Linked DNA regions of Homo sapiens: all the other regions are linked to region 3. The links are chromatin contacts, found by Hi-C or POLR2A ChIA-PET in ENCODE. All regions are on one chromosome and are shown on one strand. Each heading gives the region's core, a stretch centred on a gene start or an enhancer-like site at or near the end of the contact. The rest is flanking DNA. Distances are from core to core; before and after follow the strand shown. Region 1 holds the start of NAGS (N-acetylglutamate synthase). Region 2 holds the start of HROB (homologous recombination factor with OB-fold). Region 3 holds the start of CCDC43 (coiled-coil domain containing 43).

Region 1 (3,283 bases), core at 472-2,971, 690 kb before region 3:
TAGGGTATCTTTAACACATGGCACCTGCTAACCTTCCATGTTACCAAGAAAGCAGGCAAGCTATGCAGATGGAATATAATGGAATGTAATAACATTGTTTTCCTCTCACTTGATTCTTTTTTAATTTTGATTTTAATTTTAATTTTAATTTTTTTGAGACAGGGTCTCATTCTGTCGCCCAGACGGGAGTGCAGTGGCACAGTCTCAGTTCACCGCAATCTCCTCCTCCCAGGCTCAAGTGATTCTCTGGCCTCCTGAGTAGCTGGGATTACAGAAACATGCCACTACTGCCTGGCTAATTTTTGTATTTTTAGTAGAGATGGGGTTTCACCATGTTGGCCAGGCTGGTCTTGAACTTCTGACCTCAAATGACCCACCCGCCTCCTCACTTGATTCTTAAGGCTTATGGCAAGTGATACTGGCCTAGTTACAGACCTAACATGGATAAACTTTAAGTTTAAAAAGGTTAAAGAGGGCCGGGCGTGGTGGCTCACGCCTGTAATCCCAGCACTTTGGGAGGCTGAGGCAGGTGGATCACGAGGTCAGGAGTTTGAGACAATCCTGGCCAACATGGTGAAACCCTGTCTCTACTAAAAATACAAAGATTAGCCGGGTGTGATGGTGTCTGCCTGTAATCCCTGCTACTCAGGAGGCTGAGGCAGGAGAATCGCTTGAACCCAGAAGGCGGGGATTACAGTGAGCCGAGATCGCAACACTGCACTCCAGCCTGGGCAATAGGGTGGGACTCCATCTCAAACAAACAAACAAACAAAAAAAAAAAAAAAAAAAAGGGTTACAGAGGTCGAGTGAAGTAGCTCACACCTGTAATCCCAGCACCTTGGGAGGCAGAAGTGGGAGGACTGCTTGAGCTCAGGAGTTCACGAACAGTCTGGGCAACATGGTGAACACCCGTCTTCAAAAAAAATAATTTTTTTTTAAATCAGCTGGGCATGGTGGTGTGCATTTGTGGTCCCAGCTACTAGGGAGACTGAGGCAGGAGGATCATTTGAACCTGGGAGGTGGAGGCTGCAGTGAGCTATGATTGCACCACTGTACTGCAGCCTGGGCAACAACAGAGTGAGACCCTATCTCAAAAACCAAAATAAAAAACTCTATTTTATTTTATTTTTACCAGATGTGATATTCGATAAAGAAAAGCATTAACACTAAAGTATTATAAGTTTTGAGGGGTGTTTTGAGGATATCACAGAATTCCTCAAGCTGGTACCCAGTGACTGGAGTTTGGCAAACCCTGGTAACCTCATGGTCATTCATTAGGATCTTTTTTGAGCTCAGGCAACAGGACAGACAAGGCCAGCACCACCCGCCCCCGCCCTCCCACTGCCCCCCTTCTTCTACTCTTTCCAGCGCCCTCCTTCCAGCCCCCTGCCCAGCCCTGTGCTCAAAGCCACCTACAGTCCCTTCTTCTCTGGTCAGAATGCCAATCATCCAAGGCCCTGCAGACTCCCAAAGCCGCCCCTGGAACCTACCTTGGCAGCAGATTAAAGACAACCCGCCACATTTAGTCTCGGCCCCATGACCGATAGTGGGTTCAGTTCCTCCAGGGGCGGGGGAGCCTAGTGGCCCCGCCCCCTGACTCATGGCCTGACCCTCCTCAAACGCACCCAGAGGAGACTCCTGGTCCCCTGTCCGGACCCCGCCCCGACCAGGTCCAGCCCCGCCCAACGGCAAGTTAAGAGCCCCCCAGTGCCAGACGCTCCAGACAGACTGCCACTCTTGGGGGGCAAGAGTTGGTTGTCGTCATGGCGACGGCGCTGATGGCTGTGGTTCTGCGGGCAGCTGCTGTAGCCCCGAGGCTGAGAGGCCGGGGAGGCACTGGGGGCGCCCGAAGGCTGAGCTGTGGCGCGCGGCGGCGGGCGGCGAGGGGCACCAGCCCGGGGCGCCGGCTCAGCACCGCCTGGTCGCAGCCCCAGCCCCCGCCCGAGGAGTACGCGGGCGCGGACGACGTCTCCCAGTCGCCCGTCGCCGAGGAGCCGTCGTGGGTGCCGAGTCCCAGGCCCCCGGTGCCCCACGAGTCCCCAGAGCCTCCTTCGGGCCGCTCGCTGGTGCAGCGGGACATCCAGGCCTTCCTGAACCAGTGCGGGGCCAGCCCTGGGGAGGCGCGCCACTGGCTCACGCAGTTCCAGACCTGCCATCACTCCGCGGACAAGCCCTTCGCCGTCATCGAGGTGAGCGGAGCCCGGCGTGGGCCGTGACGCAGCGAGGGGATGGGGTTGTGCGGCCACCTGTCCTCAGGCATGGCAGGATACGCTGCGGGCTCTGCGCAGCGGAAGCGGGAAGGAGCCCGGCAGGGCCCAGACCAGCGCCGCCGGGAATGGGAGAGGCCGTAAGCTCCTCCGGAAGCCTCCCGCCCAGCCCGAGTGAGGATCCTGGGGGACCCCACCCGCCAGGTGTGATGCTCTGAAGAAGGCCCCCAACATGGGCGCAGTTAGGGGTTCAGAAGGACCTGGACAGGAGCCGCTTGCACTGCCCCTCCCCCAAAGATGTCCCGGAGTCCAAGGTCGGAGGGAGGAGGGCGGGAGGTACCCCAGCGTGAGACAAGGGAGTGGCAAGACCCAACGGGGCAAAGGGCGGAGCAGGTGGGCACTGGTGGCCAGAACTGGGTCCTGACAGCTTCTGGAAGGGTAGGGTCACCGAGACGGCCCTGCAGGCCAGGCTGTGGGAGCCAGCGGCTCAGGTCCGTGTCACGCTCCTTGAAAGCCCACTCCTCCGCAGGTGGACGAGGAGGTGCTCAAGTGCCAGCAGGGCGTATCCAGTCTGGCCTTTGCCCTGGCCTTCTTGCAGCGCATGGACATGAAGCCGCTGGTGGTCCTGGGGCTGCCGGCCCCTACGGCTCCCTCGGGCTGTCTTTCCTTCTGGGAGGCCAAGGCGCAGCTGGCCAAGAGCTGCAAGGTGCTGGTAGACGCGCTTCGACACAACGCCGCCGCTGCTGTGCCATTTTTTGGCGGCGGGTCTGTGCTACGCGCTGCCGAGCCGGCTCCCCATGCCAGGTGAGTGCCCGCCCTGCCCGCCCAGGCGTCCTCAGAGCGTGCTACTCTGCCCGCCCTGCCCCGTCCGGCAGGCCTGGAGGGGGCCCTCTCGAGCACCACGTCTGGCCCACAGCTACGGCGGCATCGTCTCGGTGGAGACAGACCTGCTGCAGTGGTGCCTGGAGTCGGGCAGCATCCCCATCCTGTGCCCCATCGGGGAGACGGCCGCGCGCCGCTCCGTGCTTCTCGACTCCCTGGAGGTGACCGCGTCGCTGGCCAAGGCGCTGCGGCCC
Region 2 (3,274 bases), core at 230-2,729, 550 kb before region 3:
CTTGTTCAGCCTGGGCAACATAGGGAGCCTTCATCTCTACAACAAATAAACATAAAAAAATTAGCTGGGCTTAGGCCAGGCACAGTGGCTCACGTTTATAATCCCAGCACTTCGGGAGGCCAATGCGGGTGGATCACGAGGTCAGGTGTTCAAGACCAGCCTGGGCAACATAGTGAAACCCTGTCTCTACTAAAAATACAAAAAGTTAGCTGGGCGTGGCTGGGCGCAGTGGTTCACGTCTGTAATCCCAGCACTTTGGGAGGCAGAGGCGGGCAGATTACCTGAGGTCAGGAGTTCGAGACCATCCTGGCCAACATGGTGAAACCCTGTCTCTACTAAAAATACAAAAAATTAGCTGGGCGTGGCTGGGCGCAGTGGCTCACGTCTGTAATCCCAGCACTTTGGGAGGCAGAGGCGGGCAGATTACCTGAGGTCAGGAGTTCGAGACCAGCCTGGCCAACATGGTGAAACCCTGTCTCTACTAAAAATACAAAAATTAGCCAGGCATGATGGCACATGCCTGTTATCCCAGCTACTCGGGAGGCTGAGGCAGGAGAATTGCTTGAGCCTAGGAGGAAGAGGTTGCAGTGAGCCGAGATCATGCCACTGCACTGCAGCCTGTCCTGCAGAGCGAGACTGTCTCAAAAAAAAAAAAAAAAAAAAAAAATTAGCCGGGCGTGGTGGCGGGCACTTGTAATCCCAGCTACTTGGTAGGCTGAAGCAGGAGAATCGCTTGAACCTGAGAGGCAGAGGTTGCAGTGAGCCAAGATCGTGCCACTGCACTCCAGCCTGGGCAACAATGTGAGACTCCGTGTCAAAAAAAAAAAAAGTTAACTGGGTTTGGTGGTGTGTGCCTGTGATCCCAGCTACTCAGGAGGCTGAGGTGGGAGGACTGCTTGGGCCCAAGAGGTGGAGGATGCAGTGAGCCATGACTGTGCCGCTGCACTCCGGGCTGGGTAAGGGAGTAAAGTAAGTCTCAAAACAAAAACAAACTCATTTTCTGAGTGTCTTCAATGTGCCACATGCTGGTTCACAAAGGTGAAAAGCCACAGTCTTGCTCTGAAGCAGTATTAAGTCAAGCAGGGAGGCCGGGCGCCATGGCTTACGCCTGTAATCCCAGCTACTTCGAAGGCTGAGGCAGGAGAATCGCTTGAACCCGGGAGGCGGAGGTTGCAGTGAGCCGAGATCGCGCCACTGCACTCCAGCCTGGGCGACAGAGCGAGATTCGGTTTAAAAAAGAAAAAAAAAAAAGAACGGAAAAGAAAGGGGCGGGGGCAGGATTAGGCATCGTGGGGCCAAGATGCTTGATCTCACCTGAACCAGTGCTGAACCAGCCGACTGGGAAGAGGAGCCGCTTGGGGGCGACCGAGAGCCCATCCGTTTCCCCTTTAAGACCAGAGCGGAAGACTACAGTGAGAAGGCCCTTTGTGTCGGCGGGAAAGAAATATGCCTGCCCCTTTAAGAAGGCGGAGACGCCCCAGTGGCGGCGTCTTCGAATGCGGCCTAAGGCGCCTGCCGCCAGTCTCCTGGCGACTTTCCCTATATCGCAGAGACTCATCCCTCTGACCCCAGCCCGGAAGCACTGTCCCTCGGAGTCCGAGACTTCCACCTGGGTCGTGTCCAAGGCCCCGGCGACTCCCCGGACTCGGGGTGCCGGGCCAACCTCCCCGCCGAGGCCCACCCGCCGTCGCTATGGTAATGCCGCGCCCAGCTTGGGGGCTGGCGGGCCGCAGGGCCCCCTGGCCTCCGGAACTGCTCATGGGGTTCCAGCCCCTCGCCCGCGCAAGTTGCAGGACCGGGGTCTGGGTGGGGGTTCGGCGGAGTCGGGAGACCTGGGCTGTCGTCAGGGCTTGTCATGGACGCGCCGGAGACCCTGAGAAAGCATTCTCCTCCCCCGGGCCTCAGTTTCCCTCCTGTTGCCTTCCTACCCTCCTGGGAAACCCCCCTTTCCAGTGCGCTCAGACGTCACTACCGCTTGGGTCCATCCCTTTCCCCTCCCCGCCCCACACTTTCTACTTTTTTTTTTTTTTTTTTTGGACGAAGTCTCGTTCTGTCGCCCAGGCTGGAGTGCAGTGGCGTGATCTCTGCTCACTGCAACCGTCGTCTCCCGCCCACCCCTTTCACTCTGACCCTTAGAGTCTTGGGAACTGTATCGCCAGCTGTAGCTCCTGCGGCTCTGGCATCTGGGGTTAGGCACCACCTCTGATCTGGGTTTGACACTCATCAGGAACTGGCTACAGCAGCCCTGCTGGCTAGAAAGAAGGAACCGTGGACTGGGGCATCCTACTCTCCTGGGACCCTAGTTTTTGGGCCTTGGATTAGGTAGGGAAACTACTGGCTTCATTTGCAGAAACAATGCCACTGTGCAGACATGTTTGGATTTATGGTAGTTTCTCTTATGTTTGACATAAGATTGGTCAGGCGAAACCTTTGGGATATTGCAAAATCCTTAGGCCCAAGCCAGGGGCCGTGGCTGACACCTGTTTTTGTTTGTTTGTTTTTTTGAGACAGAGTCTCACTCTGTGGCCCAGGCTGAAGTGCAGTGGTGCGATCTCCGCTCACTGCAACCTCCACTTCCCAGGTTCAAGCAATTCTCCTGCCTTAGACTCCCAACAAGCTGGGATTACAGGCGGGCACCACCACCCCAGCTAACTTATTTCTATTTTTAGTAGAGACGAGGTTTCACTTTGTTGGCCAGGCTGTTCTTGAACTCCTGGCCTCAGGTGGTCCACCCGCCTTGGCGTCACAAAGTGCTGGGATTACAGGAGTGAGCCACCATGCCCAGCCTGTGGCTGACACCTATAATCCCAGCACTTTGGAGGCCACAGTGGGAGGATCACTTGAGCCCAGGAGTTCAAGACTGGCCTGGGCAATGTAGTGAGGCCCCGTATCTATAAAAATTTAAAAATTAGCCTGGGCGCAGTGGCTCACGCCTGTAATCCCAGCACTTTGGGAGGCTGAGGTGGGCAGATCACAAGGTCAGGAGTTCAAGACCAGCCTGGCTAACATGGTGAAACCCTGTCTCAACTAAAAATACAAAAAAAAATAGCCAGGCATTGTGGCTTGGCCTGTAATCCCAGCTACTTGGGAGGCTAAGGCAGGAGAATTGCTTGAACCTGGAAGGTGGAGGTTGCAGTGAGCCAAAATCGTGCCGCTGGACTTCAGCCTGGGCAACAGAGCAAGACTCCGTCTCAGGAAGAAAAAAAAAAAAAGAAAATTAGCTGAGCACGGTGGTGCACACCTGTAGTCCCAGTTACTCAGGAGGTTGAGGTGG
Region 3 (3,146 bases), core at 456-2,955:
TTGGATTTGAAAATGTTTCTGCCTTCTACCCTTTTAAAAAAATGAGATATGAATATGTACATTTATATCTATATATATTTATACTAATTTTTTTTTCTTTGAGACAGGGTCACTCTGTCACCCAAGCTGGAGTGCAGTGGCACAATCACGGCTCACTGCAGCCACAGCCTCCTAGGCTCAAGTGATCCTCCCACTTCAGACTTCTGAGTAGCTGGGACTACAGGTATGCGCCACCATACCTGGCTAATTTTTTAAATTTTTTTGTAGAGACAGGGTCTTGCTATGTTGCCCAGTGTGGTGTGGAACTCTTGGCCTCAAGCAATCCTCCCACCTCAGCCTCCCAAAGTGGTGAGATTACAAACATGAGCCACTGTGCCCCACCTCATGGTACATTTTGATTCTATTACTAGCCTTTCAAAATTGGTTTTGAGAATAACAAAGAACCCATTTTTCTAACCTGTCCATTGTAATAAATGCCAGAGGATAAAGCCTTTGATGGACAGACAGGTGGCTCTCACAGTAGCAATCAGGTATCCAGGATCTCCTCTAATCCATGAATGCAGAGACAACTCTAGCTTCTACAGCATTTAGTGATGATTCAAGTAAATTTTATTTTTAAGCTTGTATTTAAAAGGAAACAATTTGTTAGACAGCCACAGGTAGCACCTACAACCAATTTAATCTGTAATAACCAGTCTAATAAGTGTGTATGTTGGAGGTGTGGGAAGTGAAGATGAAGGCAGCAGAAATGATCAGGTTGAAAAAGTGGACATCTGGGTGACTTACTATGTAAACATAGCTTAAAGTACACATTTCTGAATACCTTGCTTCTAACAGGCTAAGGACTAAGTTTCTCTCTCTTCGTTAAAGCTCTGATCTCTCTCATACCCTCCTTCCCACCACCAATGATTACTGTAAATACTGTAATGGATCAAGCACGACGTTTGCTTCAGTTCTGCGTGGGCATGAAAAGACTTCTACCACCAGCTTACCTTTTATGGACTCCTACATCCATATAAGAATCAAAAGGGCACTTCCTGCAGGCTTCTGTCATGGGACAGCCCTGGGAACTGCCTTGTAATAGGCACAGACCTCCCAAGAGCATTTTAATACCCCCAGTGAACACTGTAAACGGATGGAAATGGAATTGGTCGTCAGATATTTATGATAACATTCCCATTCTGACATTTCAATGCCTTCGGAAGAACCCTCCTCGGCTCACTCACAAGCATCGGAGAGGGCCTTGTCCCCAAGAATACGAGAAAGCCCTTCCTCTCTGTGTACCTGCAGCTTTCAGGCTTCCCACACCTGGTTGGGGAGCAACCTCCTTCCCCCGCCGCCCAGATATCAGAGGAGTATACCTCTCCCAGGTGAGACCACTGAGCCTCTGGGATACCCGGTAGGGGAGGGAGGGTGCAAAGTACTGACAGGTCCTCAGATGCTGGCCAGAGGCTGAAGGAATGTGTCCAGGCTACTCACCAGGAAAGCAGAGAGGATCCCCTGCAGAGCGTCCAGCTTCTCTTCTTCCTCCTCCTCCTGCAGGATACCCAAGATGTAGGCTCCATAAACGGCTCGGTCCACTCCCAGTGCCTCCAACCGTCCGTCCAGCCAGGAGCCAAAGCCGCCGCCTCCGCCATCGCCTTCGCCAGGGGCTATCGCGGCCACTTCGCTGGGCGCCGCCATCTTGGGGTCAGGGTCCTGCAAGCCCCTAGGGCGCCTACCGCAGTGCCTGACGGGCCGCGCCGCAGGTCCACCGCGCATGCCTGAAGAGGAAGCCCAGGCCCGTAAGTGCAAAGAGCGCAGCCGTGTCGGCCGGCTTGAGAGTTTTGTGCTTTCTAGATGAAGCGCGTCTTCGCATACGTGCGGTCGCGTGATCTCACAAGATGCTTGGCATGTGAGTATTCTTAACAGACTCATTCTACAGTTCGGGAAGTTGAGAGAGGTGCAGTAATTTGGCCAAAGTCACGCGGCTAATAACTACCCAGGACTGGAGCTCAGCGTGGATGCCATCGCTTCCTCCACCCGACCGAGCTGCCTTCCCCGCGCTTTCGGGGGATGCTGGCCGCCCACTCCCACACAGCTGTCTGGCAAGAACCTCCTGACAGCCTGGAATACCCTCGTCGTCGCTACCGACGGCTACCACCTTCACCTGTACAAGCCCTTCCCTGTCAAAGTAAAGGTTGCAGAAAACCTTCCCTGATTCCATGGTAGGCACTCAGTAAATAAACAGGCAACCTCAAGTTATTTCTTCCACTCATTGATTCAACGCGTGCACGGGACTATTCTTTGAGAAGCGTACCCCACCCTCTGCTAGGCACTGTGCCAAAAGCTTTTCATGCATTATCTCTTGTAATCCTCCCTACAGCCCTGTGGGGAGATGCTTTTATTGTCCACATTTTAAAGATAAGGAGACAGGCCGGGCGCCATGTCTCACGCCTGTAATCCCAACAGTTTGGGAAGCCGAGGCGGGTGGATCACCTGAGGTCAGGAGTTCGAGACCAGCCTGGCCGACATGGTGAAACCCCGTCTCTAGTAAAAATACAAAAATAAGGCCGGGCACGGTGGCTCACTCCCGTAATCCCAGCACTTTGGAAGGCCAAAGTGGGCAGCTCACCTGAGGTCTGGAGTTCGAGACTAGCCTGACCAAAATGGAGAACCCCCGTCTCTACTAAAAATACAAAATTAGCCGGGCGTGGTGGGACATGCCTGTAATCCCAGCTACGTGGGAGGCTGAGGCAGGAGAATCGCTTGAACCCAGGAGGCGGAGGTTGCGGTGAGCAGAGATCGTGCCATTGCACTCCAGCCTGGGCAACAAGAGCGAAATTCCGTCTCAAAACAAACAACAACAACAACAAAAGCCAGGTGTGGTGGCGCGGGCCTGTAATCCCAGCTACTCAGAATCGCTGGAACCCGGAAGGCGGAGGTTGCAGTGAGCCAAGATCGCGCCGCTGCACTCCAGCCTGAGCGACAGTGAGACTCCATCTCAAAAACAAACAAACAAACGAACAAACAAAATCACTAAAGATAAGGAGACAGATATGGAGAGAGTCACACAACTAGAGGGCGCCTAACCAGTGGCAAGAACTCTTCTTTGGCAGAGTTATGAGAGCTTCAGCTGACGTCAAAACACCTGGCTCTGGGCTGGA

What was found. A loop is a pair of places that touch in the nucleus more often than their neighbours do. ChIA-PET counts read pairs that join two places held with the same protein, here RNA polymerase II (POLR2A). Pooled maps may share reads with other maps.
Region 1: a pooled map shows a loop between it and region 3 (4-fold over the local background). The contact joins the promoter of NAGS here to the promoter of CCDC43 in region 3. A Hi-C loop is called at or near these places in 5 of 50 pooled maps. POLR2A ChIA-PET finds 5 or more read pairs at or near these places in 2 of 52 experiments (B cell and activated CD4-positive, alpha-beta T cell).
Region 2: a loop to region 3 is called in a pooled map, with 5 times the contacts of the local background. The contact joins the promoter of HROB here to the promoter of CCDC43 in region 3. A Hi-C loop is called at or near these places in 2 of 50 pooled maps. POLR2A ChIA-PET finds 5 or more read pairs at or near these places in 2 of 52 experiments (OCI-LY7 and naive thymus-derived CD4-positive, alpha-beta T cell).

Annotation. Positions count from the first base shown.
Region 1 is chr17:44,002,901-44,006,183 of GRCh38, forward strand. NAGS (N-acetylglutamate synthase) reads left to right here and starts at 1,722. Exons shown (of 7, transcript NM_153006.3): 1 at 1,722-2,189; 2 at 2,737-3,011; 3 at 3,124-3,283. The coding sequence starts at 1,764. It also overlaps a transcript of PYY not described here. RefSeq lists an enhancer at 2,645-3,283.
Region 2 is chr17:44,140,451-44,143,724 of GRCh38, forward strand. HROB (homologous recombination factor with OB-fold) reads left to right here and starts at 1,480. Exons shown (of 10, transcript NM_001171251.3): 1 at 1,480-1,695. The coding sequence starts at 1,693. RefSeq lists an enhancer at 1,235-1,404 and silencers at 1,705-1,764, 2,011-2,305.
Region 3 is chr17:44,688,071-44,691,216 of GRCh38, forward strand. It overlaps CCDC43 (coiled-coil domain containing 43), which reads right to left and starts at 1,706. Exons shown (of 5, transcript NM_144609.3): 1 at 1,480-1,706. The coding sequence starts at 1,683. LOC105371792 (a long non-coding RNA gene) reads left to right here. Exons shown (of 4, transcript XR_007065769.1): 3 at 108-223; 4 at 871-943. LOC124904010 (a long non-coding RNA gene) reads left to right here and starts at 1,711. Exons shown (of 2, transcript XR_007065770.1): 1 at 1,711-1,784; 2 at 1,925-2,240. RefSeq lists enhancers at 1,439-2,028, 1,697-1,836.